3 separate regions of the Homo sapiens genome follow, and all the other regions are linked to region 1. A link is a loop called in an ENCODE intact Hi-C map of the cell type or tissue named here. Cell type or tissue: heart left ventricle. All regions are shown on one strand. Region 1 overlaps UTRN (utrophin). Region 2 has its middle 44 kb from the start of TRQ-TTG4-1. Region 3 overlaps UTRN (utrophin).

Region 1 (8,000 bases):
GTACGACCATCACCACAATCAAGTTAGAACATTTTCATTACCTCAGAAAGAAACCCCTTCCCTTTACTAGCAATTTCCCATTCCTCCCCGCCAATTCCCTCCCCTCTGAACAATCACTAATCTATTTCTATCTATTTGCCAAATACCTTAACATTTTATACTCTATCCTTTGAATATGTTCTCCACTTTTGGCTTTACACAGATATGGTGACATTGTTAGCCTCACCAGAGGGAGGCAGTGTAGATTCTCAGTATGGACCTGCAGGGAAAAAAGATACAGGCAGAAGTCCACAGAACACTGCCTGATGAACACAGTTCTATAAGACCCAATAAAGTCGGCAAAGCACTGCTTGATAAACACCGTTCTGTAAGACACAATATAGGACTTTAAATCGTTGTAACATGAAGGACTAAGAAAGGCAAATGAAGTAAAGGAGGAAAAACAAATACTTGAAAATACTGCATTTCTTTTAAAGAATCATGACAACATTAGACAGAGGTGAAATTGCAGCATTAGCCCGGTTACCAGTTTGAGCAGGACACTGATAATGAGCAACATCTGGGTTCTATTTCTGGCTGTGCTCTTTGACCCAGTCATTTAATCATCCAGGGTTATTTTGCACATCTCCTGATAGTACTTTACCCCAGTTGATATTTGCAATGATGTTCAGGCTGCAGTAGAGAATATGTCTCAAGTGTGTGTATATATATACACATAGAACCCCAAAATTATGTACTGGATTTTTATATGATATAATTATGGCCTCATATTTCCTATTCATAAAATTAAAACAGCTTTATGGCAAATACAATGAGATCATGAAGATGCTGTCTAAGGGGAAATGTGGCAATTTGGAATGTTCAGTAGTCAATTACAGACTTTTAATTTTTTATTCACTTAGCTGTTTAATTAGACAAATCCTAACCTATTCCATTTCTAATGGCTTTCCTTCTAGGCAGGCAGATGAGAATCCACTGGATCGCTCTGCTTTTAGGGTGTCTTAGTCATATAACCCCTGCAAGTATTTTTTGTTTTGCTTTATTTTTGTTGTTTTGTTTTGTTTTAGGTGATTTTGGGCTGAGATCTGTCTGGGGGTGATTTTTTAGCACTTAATGTATGGGCTGTTGTCATCAGAGTCAGGTGTACCCTTCTGCTCTTCTCAAGATTTATAACAGGGTCTCCTGTTCACTAATTCACAGAGCACAGCTAGAGCTGCATTTATTGGGTAGTGAACATATCCCTCTTTAGAGACGGTGAATGCTCTGTTCTCTCTTAATAGAAACCAGCTACAGGGCATGCACCGTGGTGGTGGCAGTGATATGTTGAATCCCTGTTCCCAGGGGATGTCCGCTTTCTATCTGCAGCTTTAATGTTTCACTTAATATCCTCTTTGGCTACTGAGCGCACTCCTCTCCCGCAGCCGGCAGCGCTTGGCTGCTCGACAACTTCCTTCATTTCTGGCCATGCCGGGCTGAGCAAGTGCTGCCTGTGAGCATCTGCTGGGGGGCTTTCTCTGTGGCGTTTGTCTGTGTTTTTTAAATTGAGAAGTTGAAGGAATACCAGCCTCCTTTTTCCTAGAACCTAACCCCCTGTATCTTTCAAATGCTTTCCTGGAAACGAGCATGCTCAGAGAACTGACAAATCATTGTCCAGTGACCGGGAGGAAATGATCGTTGCTCTTCATTTATAATGCAAATTCTGAGGTGTCTCCAGAAGTGTGGTAAACTTAAAATGATGGCTGTGGTGAGAACGTCTCTGCAGAAAGTTGTGGTTTTGTTGCATCGCTTACAAAGGATGGCAGTTTCTTCTCCTCGGTATCAGAAGCTCTGTAAGGTAACTGAGTGATTGAAAATAAGGATCTCGGGTGTCTGACAGTTCTACTGTTTCTCAGGCTCTAAAAACTAATCTTTCAGGTTCTTATCAAGGAAAGATTCCCTTTCTTAGTAACTGATTGTGAAAGCTGTTAAAGTGAATTGCATAATTACATTTTGTTTAAAAATCTAAAACAGGTTTTAGTTTTAGTACATAGTTTCTTTTGCAATTGACACAATCTTGTCTTCTGAGATGGGCTAGTGAAATGTTTGGAGAAAATATGATGCAAAACTACTACATTCATTAAGACCTGTTACCTCTCTGGTACTTTGCAGTATCTTAATAGTGAATGGCACATTAATCTTATGTAAATTTTAGTAAAATTAAAAGAAGAGTGCCAAATAATCTTTCAGTAGATTTTTAAAAAATGTTCCATTGTTTTATAGCTAATTGCTTTTTCAATTAAAACAATTAAAAGACATTTTAAAAAAATGATCAGACTGAATTTCATCATAAAACATCCCCTATATTCTTAAATCTCCATATATTATAGTTACACTTGAAGAATTTAATTTCACTTGGATGGATGAATTAAGTAGACTTACTGGAGACAACTTGTTTGACAGTTGCAAATTTCTAATACTACGTCATCCCGAACATAAACCATTCAATCAGCTGCTGTATTTTTTTAAGTCAGCTGTTATATGTTTGATCATAGTTTTGTTTTATTCAAACTATGTTGATACTATGTCATTACTTTTGTCAAAATTAGAGTGTTTTGATATAAAAGGAGAGAGTTATAATAGCAATTTTTACACTACCGCAGTACTATATTCCTCCTTCCTATCATATTTTTAGTACCGTTCTCAAGAATGTATCTTGTTGCTCTGTTAGCTGCCCAAACTCATTTGTGATCAAAACAACTGCCTCTAAGAAAATATTATTTTTCTGATGATATACAGTATGGCATGTCCAGGCATCTAGATGATGCTTATATGGCAGCAGATTGAGGTGGGAAGCAGTATTCCATTAACTTTATTATATCACACTGTAATTTCTTACAATTTGGCCAATTAGATATATTGCTGTCTGGAAACTTTTTTTTTTTCCGGAAGTTTTGGGAGACAGATTCAGGTAGTGGGGTATTCTTTTCAGAAATACTTACAAGAGTTTTATTTGCATAAGAAGTTAATTAAAACTTAATGGAGCTTAATTAATTCAGTTACAAAGATTTGTAAACCTAGTTATTTCAATGTGTTGTGTTTTGCTCTACTTCAGTGGATAAGTTTATTCTGGTAAAACATTTATGTTTTTCATGAAAAGGCAATTTTGATAATAGATAAGAAAAGCTCATTCACTAATTCATGCTATTTAATTTTTTTAACTACCAGTATGAATGTATAAAGCTTTCTTTTTTTTAAGAGCAGGGTCATTTTCCTGATCCGTTTGTGTGTGTACTTTCACAAAACCAAATATTTTTCTAAAGTCGAAGGTATTAAGTTAGTGCAAAAGATGAAACAGCAGAAGTCAAGTATTGGAGAAAGTTGCTAATTAGTTTGCTAATTCTACCGCAAATAGGCACAAGTTAAGTCACTGAAGTCATTGGATAAATTACCATCAGAAGTGCTTTTTGGGAAGACTTCTTGATTTATAATTTCCTAAAGATACCATGAAAATTTAAATGTTTAGAATAAATGTTACTTATTTCATTTAGAGAATTAAAATTTACATTATTTGCTGTTGAAATACTATCTTCCACGTATTCTTTCCCATATGCAAAATTAACAACTGCCTGATTAACGCAATGAGAAATGTACAATTCCAGTACATTGCAGCAGGTGTCAGTATAAGGCAGTGACATAGGAGATTTTGCCTAAAGAACTGGAAATCCAGATTAGGAAGCGGCACAATTACTATGAAATAAATAAACTAGTAACAGATAAATTTTATTTGTGTGGTTATATTTTGAAAACTGATCTAAGTTATTGAGCTATATTAATGTAATGAAATGAAAATTTAGTTGTAGACTTAAATATTAACAGTTGCCATCTCAAATATTGATAGAGGTAGCTATACCAACCAAAAATACTTAATTGTATTTTAATTATCAATAGTCCATGTGTCATACCTAAAAGTTTAAATGGGTTTGACATTTATTTGCTTTAAGACACTGTAAATTCCCTTCCCATTAAATTGTAAATGCTGTCTTGACTTTCTCCTTATTCCTCCCACATTCTCTAAATTTAGTTTCTTAGAAAAAAATGCTTTAAGTTTGTGTATCTCCATAAAAATACAGAAACAGTCTATTGTAAATACATGTAGAGACCAAAATGAATGAGAATAAAATGTGGCATAATCTGAGGGAAATTTGACTATTTAAAATTCATATTGGCATTTTGAAATTCAGTGTCTGAATATTTTTATCTTCTTTTAAATTCCTCTTGAGGATCATTCTTTTTATGTATTATTTGTTTAGTCTTTTGTTAGACTTTTCCCTCTGTGGCAGCTCGTCTTTTCTGCTTATTTTCATACTTCTCTTGTTTGTCAGAAGATAGTGTGTGTGTTACACGAGTAGATACTTGTGTAGAATATTCTCATTTTGTGGGTTTTCTTGTATGTTTCAAAGAGAAGGGAGGAATGAAAAAAGGCATGTCACAGCTCTCAGAGTTAAAATATACTCCCCTCCCACAATCTATTTACACATTCACGTGTATTTTTTGCCTTTAAAAATATTTCTTCTCGGTTATACATCCAATAAAATTTGAGCAGGAAGCAAAAACGTAAGTGCTGCTTACTTGGAGATATAATTAGCAGCATTGAAATTGCCCTGATGACCTAAAATCACCCTACACTGGATGCTAATTTTCTCAGATATGGTTTTGTTTGCTTAGTTTCTTTAAAATTTTCATGCCTATAAAATAATTTTTCTTTTAGTAGAGCACAGTAGAAAAAAAGCTGATGTAAATGATTTGAAAAATAATATTGAATTTAATTTGTTTTTATTGTTACGTGATTACTTTGGGGTGTTTTATATCATGAAGTCTTTAGATTAGAACTGGGTTATTTGTGTTAATGTTAAATCAGAAGAGATTTTTGTAAGTCCTCCTTATTTTTTTCTTAGTGCCAATTTCTGTAAAATATTTAGCAATTGAGGGCATGGTAAAAAGCAGTTTCCTGTAAAGTAGATTGGGATATGAACATTATAGAAAAATGAGAAAAATTTAAAAATATTTAGTGCTGTAAATTGACTCCTTCGTGACTCAAGCATTTTAGAAAATGTTGATTTAAGTGATATAACTTCTATTTGCTTGAATGTATATGTAAATCATTTTAGTTTAAGTGGTTTTAGTCACCCCCCAAACTATTCTGATCATATTTCTTCAGCAAAAATCTTTTAAACATCTAGCTGTATATAGATGTGTATTCATTTAAAAATTATACATATATGCCATGGTGAAATCATGTATTAAATATTAGTAGTGTATAATTTTGTTCTTACTTTCTACTGTTGCCTTTTTGTACCACAGTTGATTCTTTTTCTCTATGTGGTATACACAACACGATTTTGGTGACTAGTCATTTACATACAGAGTGAAACTATGGCTATTCTTAGCCTGGCCTTCTAGGGGGCTTGAGCTTTCAGTGTGGTGCTGATCTCAAAGTCTTCCCCGGAATACTGTGTCTTCTGTGGTATTAAAGCAACTACTTCTGAATATTCTGTGAAAAATAGAAGAGACCAGAAGATTCCACCTGGGAAGTCACGATTGACCAGTGATGTCTACAAAAGGCTTGCTTTGTGGCTGTGTGTGTGTGTTTTCATGTGTGGACGTGGACAACACAGAACTATGTAGTTGCTTGTAGTGCTAATGAGTAAATAGATAATGAACATGAAGGCACATTAATCTCTCAGCAGGTTTTTATGTTCACTGATGAAGTAAGGTCACATATTATTTTTCATCTACATGTACAGCTCCCTGTATTTAGAGGTAGTTAAGGTTGAGTATGTGGTTTTTTAGAAGACACTGAATGGAGTGGTGTATTTTCGACCGGTTGAATTTTGTATTTTTTACTCTCAAACATTTCCCCACCTTTTTTTCACAGGAGAACCCTGCTCTCCTTGGACAATTAAATCCTGAAGTGATCCAGGGCAATGGAGATTTACTTTAACATGATCTGATTGTTGAGATGTGTGTATTTTAAGGTCAACTCTTGGATTCCCTCAGTTTCTCTCAATAACCAACTCATACATAGATTGTTTGAACCATGGAGCTCAGAGTCATGACCCTCTAGTCTGCAAGTTAGAATTCCCACTTGATCATATGAGTTGTCTCTTCTTGGCTTCATGAGAAAGTCTTGGTTAGATTAGTACAGAAACTGTGTGAAGGTTGAGGTTTAATGGAGAAAAATGGCGTATGTAGATGGGTTTGCCTCCATCTAACCCTCTCTATGGATGCTGTAGGTGTGTTTCCTGGGAGCTGTATGGATACCCACACAGACTACTTTCTCTACTCTGCGTTTGTTTCTGCACTTCCTAGTCAGGTCAAGATTACAGACAAAAGTGAGACGGGATCAAGGAGAAAACACCTGCACCCCTGCCTGCCACTATCAGACATGATTCCTGTGGCTTCCAAGAGCACAAGTGCCATTTTAGAAAGCTCTTGGACCTCTGTTTTGCTGTAGTTCCCCAAGTTGATATGTGTTGTCAAAATTATGTTTTTAAAAAGTTATCCAATTAACTAACATTTTCTTAATCAGAAAACTCATGCTATCAATGACTTGGATAAAGTCAATATAATTAGCTAAAAACAGTATAATTAGATCTGATGCAATGCTTTGTCACTCACTTAAAGAATAACTAATACATTCTATAAGGTAGCATTTTAAAATTCTTTTATAGCCAAGATATCATTATCATTGGTGTATGTCTAGAAGTGTAATACTAGTACAAATCCGGAACAAATAGAAGGTCCTTCTGAGATGGAGTTGAAGTAGTATTAAGGATACGGATAAAAGGTCTCTTTTATTTGTAGAGTATTATTTGATAATTGTAACTTAAAGGGTTGATGATTTGTGTTTTCCTAGAGGCAAAGTTTATTAAATTTCAAGTGGAAATTTCCTAGCTGTAGGTACTGCTAGATTTTAAATGTGCAGACATAGCTCCTTCCTCTTACTCTTAACTGTGATCACTACCAACTTCTCTTAGTATATTTGGTAGTTTATTTTTAGTTCTCTAAAATAAGTAATTAGTAGAGTTCCTACCATAGAGATAAAAGAATGTAGAAAATGTTATGCCTTGGTAGCTTTCTCAGTTTCACAAAGCTTATTCATTTCTGGGCGAGGTAAATGAGTCCAAATAATTGAAATTGGAAAGGATGTGAAGTGCATCAGAGGGTTGCTTTTCATTTTTCATCTTCTAGTTTGTTCAGTTCTGTGGAACTCTAAAAAGATTAATTTATAACAAAGCTCACTTATAAAAGCAGACAGTGCCTTTTAGTGCTTAATAAATAATAGGCTTATGTGAAAGTATGGCTTCATAAAGTTAAGCAAGAATTTTGGAAAAACATCAAATGGAAGAAGATGTTGAACTGTTTGCACAATAGACAACTATTTTGTTTTTATTTTAACAGAATTGAGAGAAAAATGGCTGACTACAACAATAGAATAACTGTTAGCTGTTATGATGGGAAAATATCTTGATACTGCTAGTACAGTTTCCTTACATTTTTAGTATTTTAGAGTTTACAATGTGTTTTCTCATATATTACATCATTAATAAATGTAATATTAACAATATTATATTATCTTGTGTCCTTAAGAGATAGATAGGAAAGAAATTTGTTTTGCAAGTCAGCAAGTGAAGGAACATGCCAGTAGTTAGTTGCTCAGCTAGTATGCGGTGCAGCTTGTGTTCAACATAGATTTTCTGCTTCAATAGCCAGTGTCTCTCTACCTGTAATTTTAGATAGAGAATTTTTGGAATTATATTGGGATAAAATGGGTCACTCAGTATAGAAGATATAGAAAGAGAGATTACATTAACTAAGTAATAGATATTGTTTTGTTCTGAATTATTTCCATATGCATTTCCTTGTCTAAAGAAATTTCACCTGCAGTCTCCTTTAAAACATGAGCTGGAGCATGAGAACATTCCATGTTCCTTTAAAACATGGAATTCTGGAGAATGAGG
Region 2 (8,000 bases), 550 kb after region 1:
TTTCTTTATCCTTCACCTTTGGAAGTTTGATTATTAAATGCCTTGAGGTAGTTTTTTGGGGGTTAAGTTGGCTTGGTGTTCTATAACCTTCTTGTACTTAGATGTTAATATCTTCCTCAGGTTTGAAAAGTTGTTATTTTGTTATTTTTCCTTTGAATAATCAAATTTTCCTTTGAATAAACTTTGAATAAACTTTCTACCCCAATCTGTTTCTCTACCTCCTCTTAAAGTTCAATAACTCTTAGATTTTCCCTTTTGAGGCTATGTTCTAGATCCTTTAAGTGTGCTCCATTGTTTCTGATCCTTTTTTCTTTTATCTTCTCTGACTGTGTATTTTTAAATAGTCTTTTTTTAAGCTCACTAATTCTTTCTTCTCATTAATTAATTCTGCTATTAAAGAGTCTAATGCATTCTTCAGCATGCCAATTGCATTTTTCATCTCTAGAATTTCTATTTGATTCTTTTTAATTATTTCAATCTCTTTGTTAAATTTATCTAATAGAATTCTGATTTCCTTCTCTGTGTTATCTTGAATTTCTTTGTGTTTCCTCAAAACATCTATTTTGAATTCTCTATCTGAAAGTTCACATATCTGTTTCTCCAGGATTGGTCCATTGTGCCTTATGTAGTTCATTTGGCGAGGTAGTGTTTTCTTGGAACATCTTGATACTTGTAGTCATTCATCTATGTATGGGTATTGAAGAGTTAGGTATTTATTGTAGTCTTCACAGTCTGGGCTTGTTTGTACCCATCCTTCTTCAGAAGGGTTTACTGATATTTGAAAGGACTTGGGTCTTGTGATCTAAGCTGTATCTGCTTTAGTGGGGACCCCAAGCCTATTAACACTGTGGTTCTTACAGACTCATACAGGTACCACCTTGATGACCTGGGTAAGATTCAGAAGAATCTCTGGATTACCAGGCAGAGGTGCTTGTTCTTTTCCCTTCCTTTTTCCCAAATAAATGGAGTCTCTCTCTCTCTCTCTTCTGAACCACCTGGAACTGTGAGTGGAGTAACACAAGCAGCCCTGTGGCCACCACCCTAGGGGTCAGACGTGAGGCTAGCTCAGCATTGAGGTTTATTTGGGGCCCCAGAGCATTTAGCCTATGGTGATGAGACTTGTGGGAAATCAAGTTCTCGCTGCTGGGATTGGAAATTCTCTTCTGGTTAGGGCTTGTTTAAATGCTCACTCTATGGGCGGGCATCAGTTGAATTTGGTTTGGTTTTTCTTTCTGCTATAATGGGTCAGCATTGAGCTCAGTGCCTCATAATTGCTGTGCTCTCCCTCTCCCCACACGGAGAATTGCTCTCTGCACCATGACACTCGCTGCCGGATGTTGGGGGAGGGGTGACATTACTGATTCAAGTCTGTTTTTCCTACCTCTTCAGTGCCTTTCTCAGTGATATGAAGTTAAAACCAAGTACTATGAGTGCTCACCTGATTTTTGGTTCTTACGAAGTTGTTTTTTTGTGTAGATAGTTGTTAAGTCTGTGTCCTTGTAGTGGGGGACGGTCAGTAAAGCTTTCTATTCCGCCATCTTGCTCCACCCCTCTCCTGAGTCTATCTTTTACATGAAAAGTTTGGTCTACTCTATTTAAGTCTGGCAACAGGAAAAATACCTACAACCTCGTACTTTCTCATGGGATAGGAAAGAAAAGACTGTAGACTCCCAGAAGAATATCATAAACAAGGATATACGGGAAAGATAGCACTTAAGTTTCTGCCATTCCAATGACAAATGAAGGGAGGATCTTGCTTATGTTCATTGATACTTGCATGCTTTGATACCCATGTGCTCAAGACATCATTTGGGAATGAGTATTGGGTAAGTATAAGAGATTCCAGCACTCTGAATCTATCATGACACTTGCTGCTGCTCTCACACCCAAATACTTCTTCTGTTAGATTTTTCTGTAGCTTTCAGATACTCTTAGAAATGTGTGTTAGCTGAGATGTGCCACAATATAGTCATTTCTCATTAACATGGGACGTTTCTTTAAAAAATGGCAGCTGGTCATGTGTCTTGTATGGTTTTAAACTGCTGCTGGTTCACGATGATAAATTCCAAAATAATTTAGTCATTAATTATCTAGCTCTTGTTAACCTCACCAGCCTTACCTTCTGCCTTCAAGTTCCTGAAATTTTCTGAACTTTGAATCTCTGAACACATCAGGCCATGTCATATCTTTGTGCCTTTACACAGGTTTCTTTGTCTGCCAAAAGTACTTTTCCCCCAATTATTATTTGTCTATTTAAAATATGATCTCCTTTAGAAAGTGATTATGCTTCTTACCAATAGTTTTGATTCTTTTGCCTTTCCAGGCATATAAAAGACTGTACTTCTCTACTCCCTTAAACTTAGGTATGGCCATGTGACTTGGCCAATACGGTGTGAGAAGTTCACTGTTCCCTTCTGCTTGGAAACACATAAGAGCCCATGCATGACTCTATATATGTTCTTTTCCCTTGCAGTATCAATTGAAGAGGCCATGTGTTCAAGATGATGGAGCTACCGAGTGGCAAATCTTCCCTCAGCCGTGGACCAGTGTGTCACCATATAGAGAACAGTTACCCAGGTGGGTGACCAGACCACACTATAGTAGAATTTGTATAAGTGAGAGATAAATCTCTGCTCTGTTAAGGCCATAAGAGTTTGGACTGGTTTGTTGCCATAGCACAATCTACCCCATCTTGACTGATAACACATGCCTAACTCCTCCAGGAAGATTTACCTGCTAACTCAGTATTCACACAGCATTTTACTAAATAAACATAAGCATAAACATCTGTTTTGTGAATACCACATTATTATTAAATTTTTTATACATCAGTTTTCATCAGTAGACTGTGACTTCTTCAACAATGAGGGCCATGTTTTATTGAATTCCATGTCCCCCAAATTAAGCACAGTTTCTGGAATATAAATGCTCCATACATATTCATTGGGACTGAAGTTCTAACCATGGCGCTATTGAGAAATTCATTTGATATTTATGTGCTTTTAGCTCTCTCTTGTGAAAGTGTAGATGAGAATGACCAGACTGCCCCCTCAAGGTCAAATAAGTTAATAAGAGTGAGAACACTTTGAAAAGTAAAAGGGTAGAAAACAATACATTATCATTATGAGCTAGGACCAAATTGCTTGGGAAGGCAGCAGAACTGGAAGTTGTCTGCAGGACATATTGGGAGAATGCTTTTGCATTTCTCTTATTTACATGCAATTGTCAATAATTTTCTTTCTTTTTTGGGACACACTTTTTATAATAACTGTAGAAGACAGAGGACAAGAGGGTTGCAATTTTGCAGTCCCGTTGATCCTTTGATGGAATTCTTACTCTTCCTTTCCTGTGCTATCCAATCAGTGGCCTGCAGAAAATGATTCCCCAACCAGGAGTTGGACCCAGCCTATTGTGGAGATGCTACTGATGCCCAGCCCATCTCTCCCTAGTATTCACGTCTCTATGCACACACACAGCTTCTTACTGTGGCACCTCTAACTTTCTGCTTTCTGCTACAGGAGTGTACTCATCCTGTATGAAATTCGGGTCCAAATTTCCTTGGTACTAATATCCCTGGAAGCATCCCTCTGCCAATAATAACATAGATGTCGGTGGGTAAGTACCCCAACTTCCTTGACTTTTAGATAGAAGAACTCTAAGCCATGTTTTCCGAAGAGTCTTAGAGGAGTCAGAGCCCTGGCTGCCCATAGTGGTACCTGCTCATTAACCCATTCATATTGGTTTCTTCCCTATCCTAGTTTTCTTTTCTGACTCCTTTGCCAGTGATTCCTAGAATCACCCTGCAAATAAACTATTTCCACTCAAATCCTTGTCTCTGGCTCTGCCTATGGAGAACCCAATGTAAAATAATCCACTTTCCCCATTGCATTTCTTATATTTTAATATAAAAATATATTAACACATTTTGGGAGGCCAAGACAGGAGGATTTCTTAAGGCCAGGAGTTCAAGACCAGCCTGGCCAATACAGCAATACTTTTTCTCTATTAAAAAAAATAAATACATATATATTTGTTAATAACCATACAATAAATATAATAAACATATAATTCAAAACATTAAGCATAAAACAAATAAAATTAAATAATATAAAATTAAAATTTACTACTGATTGCTGCACAAATGGACATTCCTTGGGTTTATAAAGATTATTTAGTGCAATGTTTTATCAAAAGTACAAATGCTGTTCCAAGTACTATTCACCATAGGAAAATTTTTTCAAAAGCATTCTTCCCCTGCTTCCAATGAGGCCCTGCAGTCATTAGGGAAATCCTTGAGAGGGTGTGGGATGGTGGAGGTTCTGGCTCTGATCTGCAAGAGGGTGCCAATTCTTCACACTTAAGCATGAGATTTATCACAAATGACACAGGCCTTCATCCTGAGCACTGAAGCCTCAGTCTGACTCTTTGTTAGAGTTTCCTTTCAGTCACTGGGAAAGCAAAGTAGAGGACTAGGCCTTTGTCTTCTTCCTTCTTCTGACTTTAAAAGGGCTGATTATCAAGAGAGTCTGCCTTTTATCAGCATTCTGACAGCCGTGGCAGAATTGTTCTTCAAACCTTATTACCTTTTGATTTCTAGCTTCTTCCCCAATATTGTTTTCTACATTTCAGAGAATAAATTAGATACAATTTTCACTGTGGCTTGAATATACACTGTGGATGTCTGAGTTAAAGCTTGCCTGCTTATGAGTAAAGGAGGCCCAAGAGAAATAAGACATCACAGAAATAATTTAGCCCCAGAACCATGGCAAGGAGAGGAAAAAAATGCCACGGAGAGTATATTAGAAATTCAAAATATTGCACTTATTTTAGCAAGTGGAATAAATTTTTTCACATGAAATCTCTCAGATTGTAATAAAGACTAATTATTAATAACAAAGAAGCTTTGAGAGGCACGTTGAGAGGGAAAATATATGCAAATTTGGGCTGAGCATATGTGTGCGTGAGTCCCGGCCATTTCAGCCACTTTCGCAATCAGCACTGATGGCAGAGAGTAATTCACATTGATTGCTAAACAGCTGAAGTGATTGAGTCTCCTGCTGTGCAGCAGTCCAGGCATTTGGGGTGAGAGTGCACTTGCTGTGTACAATGAGCGTTGGCAGCCTTTCAGAAACTCTAGCTAAATTTGAAAATGGGTTTGGGAACAATATCAATTTATGCCAAGCCAATTCAATAATTGGTGGAAAAACTAGAAGGGAGCCTGTTTTGGAAATAGAACATTTCCAAATTAGAGGGTTCACTTTCTCATATCATCCTCATTCTGGGGTTCTTCACCATTTGTGAATTGTTTGTCTTAATGGATGATGCTGCACAATTAGTATAGTCATGGTAAATTGTTACCCAGGCATTTCACATTTCATGTGTCCATTCATTTATTCTGTAACTATTTAGTAAGGACTTACTGTGTTTAAAGGTACTATCTAAAATTTACCTAAATAACATTATTGAGGACATGGACTATCTCATACATAAGATTATGATCAGCAGTGGGCTGAATTGAATAAGCCTGGCAGGATCCATGAAGCTGGGTGTATACCACATGTGCTTGTGTGCTCTCTCTCTCCTTCATATACAAATATACATAAACATACATACACACACAGTTTCAGGATCCTGAGTGTTCAAGATCAACTTGAAAGTAGCAAAACTATAACAGTAGAAAAATACCTTTATGATTTCTGTAAGTTAAGAGACGTAGAGGGGCTAAGCTGATTCTGCCAGTGACATCAATCTGACTTTCAGCAAATAAATTCACCTATCTCCACCTCAATTTCCTAGGAAGGCAAGGGCTTTCTCTGTTAGTTTTACTACTTTATCCTCAGCTCCTAGAATACAGCCCAGCACTGGTAGAGCTCAATAAATATCTCTTGAAAGAAGAAATAAAATAGTTTGATCTCAAATGTCTAGGGTCTGGGCTAGGCCATAAACGAATGGCAAAGATGCGCTGATGGCCTTGGCCTCTGGCATACACTAAAAATAGCTTAGCGACATCCTTGGCCCTTCATCTTAGGCCCTAAAGTTAATCAGAGAGTTAAGCCTCTAGTCACTCCATGATGAGGACTGGTGAGCCCAAGGAAAAGAAGAGGTGGGAGGAGAATCTACCCTGATACTCAGCACAGAATTGGTCTGCATGTAGGGTACAGCAAAATGATTTTGGTGGTGGCAAGGATTATACAGATATGAGTCCGAGCTGTTTGTCAGGGTTTCAGAGAAAAAAAAGAAGTACTGAATCAAAAATCCAATAATATCTTTTCTAATTACTTTGGACAACCTGAAGCGTTAATTTCTCTGTGATTCCATTGCCTCTCGTACGTACCTCTTTTATTGCCAATGGTGTAGTTCATTGTCAGTATGTGCTCGCATATTCCTCACAAGGTTATATGTTCATGGGGACTAAGATGTTCAGCACACAGCAGATGCTCAATAAATGTTTGTTTGAAGGATACACTGCCTTTCCTGGGCATGAACATTCACAAATGCTAAGTTCCTGCTTCACTTCATGAACATTTGAGAAGTTTAGTTTTATATTTCATAACGTTTCTTGCCTATCAGGAAATATTTTAATGCAACTTACTCTACAAAGTGGTGGGAGGGAAGATACTTTCTCATAGCCCTCCTCTGAGGCATGTCTCAATTTCACACCTTCCACAGAAGTAATTAATCACTTCTCCTCTACCTTCTAACAATTGATTCTTTAGGTTATCCACAAAATGCACACCATGACCTTTTGAAAACCTTGATGTAAACTTGCCACAAGGACTCTTTTTCTTTCTTCCTAAAGGGAAATTGGATAGTGTTCTTTCCATTGTGACAATATGTCATTTGCAATAAATAAAATCAGGAGAAGGAAAGAAAACATTGTCTTCGTTACAGAGACCAATTCTGACATAGTCAGGAAGTAGTTATGATAATGGTTCATCAGAAAGTGTCATTGAACAAAATTTTTATGGGCAAGGAAACAAATTTGTAAAGCATTGTTACAACTGTCCATCTGCCAGTCATCACAGAAATAGCCTTTTTGTACAGTACTTAAATTCATTCTAGAATGAGCTTTATTTAAATACATTTAAATATGCTATTTGGCATTGTAAGTAGGGAATGGATCCCCAAGAACAGCCTGTTTGGTAATTTATTTTGCAGTGCACACTGTTGCTAGGTGATAATCAGCTCTAGTGTTACTGGAATATTTGATGCATTAGGTCAAAATTTGATTTTTTATACAGGGATTCTATTTGGTGTGGAAGCTTGGACCTAGGTGAAAAGGCAGAGGCTCTTTGCTTCCTTGCCAAAGGGATAGATCTCCTAACTCTGCCTGGTTTATTTCAGCTCACTGAGGATTCTCTAAATTAATTTTTTACCTAAGTTCTCTGAACTAGTTCAGTTGGGAAGCGCTGACTCCCCCAGTTTCACTGTTGGCATCACTAAAGGCAGCTCAGTAGGAATGCTGGCTTTAGTGGGCAATTACCTCTGCTGACAGAATACAGAGAGTCTTGAATCCTAGGGCTTTGAACTTGACTAAAATAACAATAAATGAATTTTCTTTCAGGCTGGACATGGCCAGGTGACCACTCCTTTACATTGATTAAGTGGAGTATTTTAGACCAAGCATGAATATCTTGTTTTACCTCTTTGTATGAATGGGATTCATCAATTTAGTGTAAACAGCCAAATGTAGAATTAGTCAGCTTAGCTATTTAGAAATCTGATGAGAGGCAGAAGTGAGTTTTCTTCCTCTTGTTTTTGGTTGTTTTTTTTTTTTTTTTTTTTTTTTTGTAAAATTAGTAAAGGGATAGTAATTAAAATATTGGTAAAACATTTGATTTTTTTCAACAAATTTGTATTGAAAGCCTAATATGAGCTAGATTCTGTTCTGGGCTCTTTAAATGCAAAGACCCTGCCCTGGGAGAACTCACGATCTATTGGAGGAAATATCAGCCGAAAAGAAAATATAGTACAGAGTAAGAATTCATTTAGTAGAGTAG
Region 3 (8,000 bases), 190 kb after region 1:
TGGTCCCAGTTTTCGACAACACTTATGGGTGGATAAGCATATTAACACATTTGGTGTTTTCTTCTCTTGGTTCTTTGGATTCCTGAAGAAAAAAACCCCCTCCTCAGCTCTTCCCCTCAAACCTGAGAGGAACAGAAGGGACGCTTCTCCAACTTCTAAACTAAACGAGATTGGTAATGACAATTAAACAACTAAATGACAGTTAGAAAAGGGCTAGATTGTATTGGATTTCAAGTATATGAGGTGCTTTTTTCAGAGCCAACTGACCTTCACTTTTCCTACAGCCTTCTCCCACTGCCCTCCAGCCAAGGCCTCTGGGCCACTCCTGGAGCTCATCAGTTTATTATTAATCTGCTTCTTCCTCTCCCTTCCTTTCAGTTTACTAGAAATACCCTGACCCTTTCTCTGCACTGGCTTGTAACCCTTTTTTCCTCCCAAATACTGTTAAAGATTTACCTCTTTTGGAAACATTTACAAGCTAATCCTACCCGTCTCCACATTTTTTCCCAGTAGTTTATGATTGCCTGTAATAGCAGGTTCTCTCACCTTAGTGACAAGTGCTTGCCTTTGTGTGCTCGAATAATGTTTGGTGGATTGCCCCATCTCCACTGTGAACTACTTTAGGTCATGGCTGTCTCTCATTATGTGCAAATCTCCACCCAGCATAAGGCAGAGGGCAGTGTCATTGTTCATTCATTTGTTGGGCTCCAAGATTGTGCAGGAGATAAAACACTATAAAGAGACTTGATTCTCACACTGAAGGAACTCATATTTCGAGAACGTTGCACATGGACCCAATGCCCTGCTTACAAAAGATTCCTGCTGCCCTCAGAATGGAATGGTCTTTGCCTGGCTCACCTCTCTGTCCACCTCCTTCCCTCTGCTCCACCGGGGCATCACCATTTCATCATCCACTTAGTGATAGAAATGGCAAACTCTGTATTCCATTCCTCCTGCCTAAAAAGCACTTGTCTTAGCTCTTTGTATAGGTTGATGCAAAAATAATTGCAGTTTTTGCCGTTAAAAGTAAGTTAGGGTATTTCATTAAAAGTAATGGCAAAAACCTCAATTACTTTTGCACCAACTTAATCCTTCTGTTCTTCCCTTGGCTGGGACACTCATTCCTGTAGGTCTCAATGTTGTCGATCACCTCTCTTTTAATGAGGTTTTCTATGGCTCCTCATAGAACTGTTCTTTTCCTTACATGACACTTCTGGTGCTTGGTTTAGGCACTAAGGCAGAGTGTCAATGGTAATTTTTAATATTCTGTTTATTAGTTATTGTTTGCTTCTCCATCATGGGATGGATGAGTCTGTGTTCGTCTCTACTTAGGACCTCATACAATTTCTGGCACAGAGCAGGGGTTGCTTAGGACACACTGAGTGAATGATTTGAGTTTGAAGGTTATATAGCAGTACTCCAGAAGATGTGTCCAAGGAGATTTATAGCAGTACTTTTCATAGTAAAACTCATTCAGTTTTGGCATATTTATAAATATAATACAGCAACAAAAATCAATGAGCTAGTAATCAGCATCAACATGATTTAATCTTAGAACTATAAAATTAAATGAAAAAATTAAATGGCAGAAAAAAAATGTGTACCACTCTGTTCCATTTATATGTAGTTCAAACCCATGCAAAACTAATGCTATATACACTTTTAAAAACTGAAAGTGAAATACAAAGGTTAATGGTTACCCCATAATTGTAAGAGGATGTAATTAGGCAGGATTCAAGGAGCTTCCAAGATAGTGGTAACATTCTGTTTTTTTCAGCTGTGTGATGGACTAATGGGTATTTGTTCTATTATTTTCTTTTAGACCACACATATGTATTTTCTGTTTTCCTTTGTATTTTGATTTTGAAACTTTATGTGATAGGTAATAGCAGAAAAGCAAAAGGGAAGTATGTTCCGAGGAGGGGGAGAGTCCTCTCATTATGAAGAAGAAGGCAGGCTTCCTTGATTAGTGGGCATATGAGCCAGGCTATAAAAGGCACCTGGGATTTAGGCATGGGGCAGTTAATTGGGGATAAGAAGGGAAGGAGTTATCTGTGTGAGAATTAAGGTGTAGATGGTGTTCAAGGAACATTAAGTTATAGAGTCTGAATGGAATAGCTTAGCTATTTTGTCCAATATCCAGAAATTTCCTTAAAGTTAATTTAGGTCAATTTGAACGTCATATTTTTCCTGAAATTCCTTTCGGTTTTTTTCCTCAAGTTCTTATTGTGTTGTATTTCATGTTTGGATATTTTTCGTTATAGAATGGGGAGCCATGAGGCATTTTCTGTATTGTGGGAGTTTAGAGATAGGGCCAGAAGTGGAAGTATGCTTTAGGGAATATCTAAGAAAGACCAAAGGGCAGAGAACAGAGAATGGGTAAATAGTTCAGGTGAAGGATGATCAAAGCTGAGCTGGCTGGGAGTTGTAGGAGGGGAGATCAGGGTCTGGATTTTTAAGGCTGCCTGAGGAAGAACTGATGACTCGGGGTATTGGGTAGTTGGTAAATTGTGGCAGGTAGAAGAAGGAAGGATGTTAGGATATTTCACGGTTTGCAGACTGGATTTCATCATGACAAGAAGGCCAGGCCTTTATGGGGAGAGGTTCCTGAAAGAGAATTATATAGCTCTTGTAGGGATCAGAGCAATGGGACATGGGTCAAGTGTTGAGGCAGGAGATCAGCAGGAGAAAAGAGAATCTGGAGCCATCCAAAGAGAAGCAATAATAGAAGTAAGAGGAGTGAGTGAGGGCCTCAGGCTCACAGAATGAAATGCCAGATGTGAAACCTTGAGCTCTGCCTATATTTCTGGGGAAGAGAAGATAGGGGAAATGCTAATAATAATAATAATAATAATAATAAAATAAAAAAATAAAGAATGGCCACATAGCTTGACACCTGGAGAAGTGTCACTGAAGCCCAAGATTGGATGCTTAACAGTGTTCATTGTTTTGCAGAACAGGAGAATGATGATGCATTTCTATTCCATCCCCTGTGCCTTGTATGTGGGATTAAAGAAAAAGTCAGAAAGTTGGATAGAAAATGATTATGCTGTTTGTTTCATTTACCACATGACTGAGCTGTCATTTGTCTCCCTTTGAAATGAGAAAATCTTAATCATAATTTTCTGTGATTTAAATGTAGTCAGTTCTTTAAAGGTACCTAAATGTGACACACTTCAGGAAGATTTACGCTTGACTTAGGCACTAAGACAAAGTGTCAGAGTAAATCACTAAAAATTGAAGACATGATAGTCTGTGGGATGTGGCAAATTAGTGTCACAGCTACAGAGTGTATAACCAGGGAGACTTCAGAAAGAAATGCAAGGACAGCCTGATGCAGGAAATGGGCTTTTTGGAATTTGGTCTGTTGTCACCTGATGCCATGTGGGGATCCAATAGCAGTGCTGTGTTACTGGCATAATTAATGTTGGAATTCAGAAAACTTACAGCCTTTTGGCCATATTTGAATATGTTCCTTGGTGTCTGTGGGGAGCTGTAGTTCCCTAGCTACTGCCCTTTATTAAACACTTTCCTTTGTCAGGCACTTTGCTTCTGCCCTCTAGAGGTTTACAATTGAAAACTGTGTACAGTTGACCCTTGACACCCAAAACTTAACATGTTAACAGTCAATTAACACATATTTGATATGCTATGTAATATATACTCTTATTCTACAACAAAGTAAGCTAGAGAAAAGAAAATTTTAAGAAAATAGTAAAAGACAAAATATATTTAATATTCACTAATTGGAAGTGATCATCATAAAGGGTCTTCATCCTTGTTGACTTCATGTTGATTAATCTGAGGGGGAGGAAGAAGAGGAGCAGTTGGTGTTGCTGTCTCAGGGGTAACAGAGGCAGAAAGGGTAGAGGAGAAAAGAGAGGCAGGCACGTTCAGTGCTTAACTTTAATTGAAAAAACTCCACGTGTAGGTGGACCCTCACAGTTCAAACTGGCGCTGTTCAAGCGTCAACTGTACAGGGCAAAGAAATGAGGTAAGAATTACAGTGAAAATTCCAGATGGTTCTTAGTTTTTTTCTGACACCTTCTCTAACTCATATGAAGCTTATTTGACTTATTTTTGTTATTAGCTTAAGTTTACCAATGATACATTTGGCATCTGAAGGAAATGGATTGGTTCGTTATCCAGACTTGTATGTTTTATGTTTATCTCTTTAAAAAAAAAAAAAGTCTTCCCTGTTGAGTTGTTTTTGAAATCATTTTACTCTGTATGGGTTTAAAGCAGTTCTTTTAATTTGTAGATAACTTAAAAAATAAATAATTCTGTGTTACTCAGACAGCTAGCATGGACACATTTCATACATGTCTTTAAAAATTCAAAATTATTAGTTATTCAGTGGTTACAAATGGATAAATACAAAGGAAGCTATTTGTTCATTTTAGTTAACTGTCAAAATATGTCATATTTTTTGAGAGAACAGTTTTTGCATCAGGCGAAGAGAAAGAAGTTGGTTTTATATGTATATAACCTTATTTTTTCTCTTTGCCTCTTATTTTTCATGCTAAAAGTTAAATATATAACATATGTGTATATATAACCAACTATTTTCTCTTTGCCTCTTATTTTTTTAATGCCAAAAAGTTAAAAAATAAGAAAAAATAAGATTAGAGTTCTTCTAGTCTAATTTTTTTATGCTAAAAGGTTAAATACAGAGACAGAGAAAGAATTTTATAAAAACTGATGTCTATGAGCAGACCTTAAATTAATGTGGACTCTAATTTTCCTTACTCAGATGTTTAGATTTAGAAGAGTCATCTCCACACTCAATAAATGTATAGATAGATACATGGTAGTTTGATAATCTGCTTTGTCTCTTTGTTTTCAGTTAGTGAATGAAAGACTTAAAATTGATTAAATTAAAAAAAAATTTGTCGTTTTCATCTAAACTCCTCCTTCGGGCCTTTGCGGGCCTCCCCTTGGGCAGTGTGTGCCTGGACCATGCATTTCTCCTGTCTGTTTCACTGCCGGCAAACACCACTCGTGTGTAAGTCACGCATCACCCACACTGCAGTCCACCATTCCTTAGAGCCTCTGGGCTTGAGTGAATTCTTGCCTTTTCTCAAGTACTTCTCTAAACCTGGAATTCTTTCCTCACTTCATGTGGATCTCTTGTATTTTATCCATTTTTCAAAGCCCATTTCAAATCGCACCTCTCCAGGGAGCCTTTTCCAGTTGTCTTTCCTCTCCTAGAAGTAGTAGCTCTAGCAGAAATTTGCGTATTCCTCTCATAGGGCATGTTTACTCCTCCTTTTAGTAAAGCCATCAGTATGTCTTTGAGAGCAGGGGCTCTGCCTTCACCTCCTGTGCACACCCTCCTGGCTCTAGCCCCAGCCATGCCTACCATAGATGTTGTACACATGAAGAGTAAGGATGGGAACAAATTTGTGAAGACCAATGGATGTGGGGGCTGTCTAGTACTTCTTCTTAGCTACAGGTCACCTCTGTGTCTAGAGTACTGACTGCTCTAGTACTTCTTCTTAGCTACAGGTCACCTCTGTGTCAGAGCATCATCGGAAGTAAACCAGGTTAGGGCCAGTTTGTGACAATCTTATAGATCGGGCTTGATTCAGCAGGCAGTGGAGAGCTGTTATTTTTCTATAAAACCTGTTTTTTAATATGGAGCATCTTCAGTAAATTTTGTATGTAATGATGTACATGATAAAAGACTGTTTAAGAACAATTAGTTTGGCTGTGATACAAAGAATGAAGAGAGCAGTGCACAGGCTGCTTGCAGGAGTTAAGATGAGGAGAGCAGTGTAATATTTGAGATGCGCTGCCATTTGGAGTAGATTGAGAGATTTATGCCTTGCTACATTTAAAAGCAAAAAGAGCCTGGCAAAGGGAAAGCCAGAAAAAGAAAGTAGGAATAATTAATATTCCAAAGAGCAAAAAATGAGATAAGATTGGGAAGCAACAGAGTTCAGATTCAAAAGTATGAAAGTGTGGTAAAATGTAAGAATAGAAATGTGTTTGTTTCTTTAAAAGCTGAAATTTAGCTAAAAAGGATAGATTCTTAAATTGAAGAATCAAGCTAAATACTTGAGACTAGAAATGCCTTTGTTGTGATGTTGTTATGTAATGTAATGTAATGTAATGACTGTAAACATTCCTTCTTCTCTCCTGGTTAGTGGATCTCTTAGAGTTGAGTACAACAAATGAAATTTTCAAACAGCACAAGTTGAACCAAAATGACCAGCTCCTCAGTGTTCCAGATGTCATCAACTGTCTGACAACAACTTATGATGGACTTGAGCAAATGCATAAGGACCTGGTCAACGTTCCACTCTGTGTTGATATGTGTCTCAATTGGTTGCTCAATGTCTATGACACGTAAGTTTATATTTTTTCTCATTAAAATACGATCACTGAATGAAATATGTTAATAGAAAATGTCTGATTTTTAAGTGAATTTTTTAATAAGTGCTTTCAAATTACTTTCCCAGTGGAAATATTTATGTTTGTTGTTGAAACTGAATGATTTTACAAATCATTGAGCTTCTTAACAAACAATAGAACAGAAAAGAATGTACATCTTTCATTTTAAAATGTTGCTTCAATTTACAAAGACTGTCAAATTTATAGTATTCTTTGCCAAAATGCTAGGGGAAACAATATAGCTAAGTCCTACTTTCTTCTTGTTTCATAATGTCTCACAGTATTTCTTTTTTCAAAATAAAAAATCTTCTGTTTATTGTTATGAATTACAGTAATTTATTAGCTCATAATAATCTGCTCTACAATCTTTGTAATCCAACTGAAGAGTGATTTGAATGGCCATGAACGAGGTAGTCTTTTAATATTTGCTTTATTTGCATAGTGGTTATGTGTGTGTGTATATATATATAATATATATATATATGGTGTTTTAAATAATTTATGCTACAGGACACTTTAATATCTGTCATTTAATTAGGTACTCACTGTTCATAAAGCACACTCTCAACTCCCAGCATAACTCATTTGCCATTAATTTGGCCCTTTTGAATACGACAGTACATTTGTGAAATAGTCAGTTCTAGAAAGACCTGCTGTGGGCTGACATTTCTGAAACATTAGGAATTACTCATTGTTCTGGTGGGAGGTTAAAGTATGCAAAGATGAAATAAGAAAACTAGAACTGGGCTGGGCACGGTGGCTCCCGCCTGTAATCCCAGCACTTTGGGTGGCCGAGGTGGGTGGATCACCTGAGGTTAGGAGTTCGAGACCAGCCTGACCAACGTGGTGAAACCCTGTCTCTACTAAAAATACAAAAATTAGCCAGGCATCGTGGCAGGTGCCTGTAATCTCAGCTACTTGGGAGGCTGAGGCAGGAGAATCTCTTGAACTCAGGAGGCAAAGGTTGCAGTGAGCTGAGATCGTGCCACTCCACTCCAGTCTGGGTGACAGTGCAAGACTCTGTCTCAAAAAAAAAAAAAGAAAAGAAAACTAGAACTGTTGTTTTGCCTCTCATGCCCAAAAAGTTATTATCTATTAATTAGCTACATGAAAACTTCTATTTACCAACCTTTGATTTAGAGATAAATAAGATAGATGATCATTCATAAATGCACACATTCAGGAGCTGATTGGTTCTGTATAGGAAGTAAATAATGATGACAGTAGCTTTAGCAATGAGCTGACTAAAAATCTGGATTTTTTTTCTATTCCTTTTAGTTTACATGTAATAACTGTACATATTTATGAGGTACACAGTGATATTTCAATACATGTATACAGTTTGTAAAGATCAAATCAGGGAAGTTAAAATATCCATCACCTGAAATATTTATTACTTCTTTATGTTGGAAACATTCAGAATCCTCTGTTCTATCTTTTGAACCTGTGAAATAAATTATTGTTTACTATATTCACCCTACAGTGCTATAGAACACTAGAACTTATTCCCCCTACCTATATGTACTTTTGTACCAATTAATGAAACTTTCCCTGTCCTCCTCTCTCGATTTTTTTTAATTAGAGAAGTATTTTATCTTTTAGTG

What was found. Peaks named below come from ENCODE experiments on the same cell type or tissue, not always from the same donor. Only the 100,000 strongest peaks of a DNase experiment are listed, where the experiment ranks them.
Region 2: a loop joins it to region 1, with 4 times the contacts of the local background. A loop is called at or near these places in 12 of 110 quality-filtered maps.
Region 3: a loop joins it to region 1, with 2.2 times the contacts of the local background. A loop is called at or near these places in 15 of 110 quality-filtered maps.

What each region holds. Positions count from the first base shown.
Region 1 is chr6:144,581,767-144,589,766 of GRCh38, forward strand. The region is part of intron 51 of UTRN (utrophin); the gene reads left to right. Among named protein-coding and RNA genes, the nearest start is that of SNORA98, 180 kb to the left of the region's middle. In heart left ventricle, CTCF peaks have their summits at 237 (motif pointing right) and 3,636; a DNase peak (open chromatin) is centred at 1,425; H3K4me3 peaks cover 465 bases.
Region 2 is chr6:145,134,592-145,142,591 of GRCh38, forward strand. No RefSeq gene overlaps it. Among named protein-coding and RNA genes, the nearest start is that of TRQ-TTG4-1, 44 kb to the right of the region's middle. RefSeq lists an enhancer at 1,087-2,286. In heart left ventricle, a CTCF peak has its summit at 3,098 (motif pointing left); no DNase peak of the experiment used is centred here.
Region 3 is chr6:144,775,773-144,783,772 of GRCh38, forward strand. It overlaps UTRN (utrophin), which reads left to right. Exons shown (of 75, transcript NM_007124.3): 61 at 6,150-6,351. Among named protein-coding and RNA genes, the nearest start is that of SNORA98, 370 kb to the left of the region's middle. In heart left ventricle, a CTCF peak has its summit at 3,562 (motif pointing left); no DNase peak of the experiment used is centred here.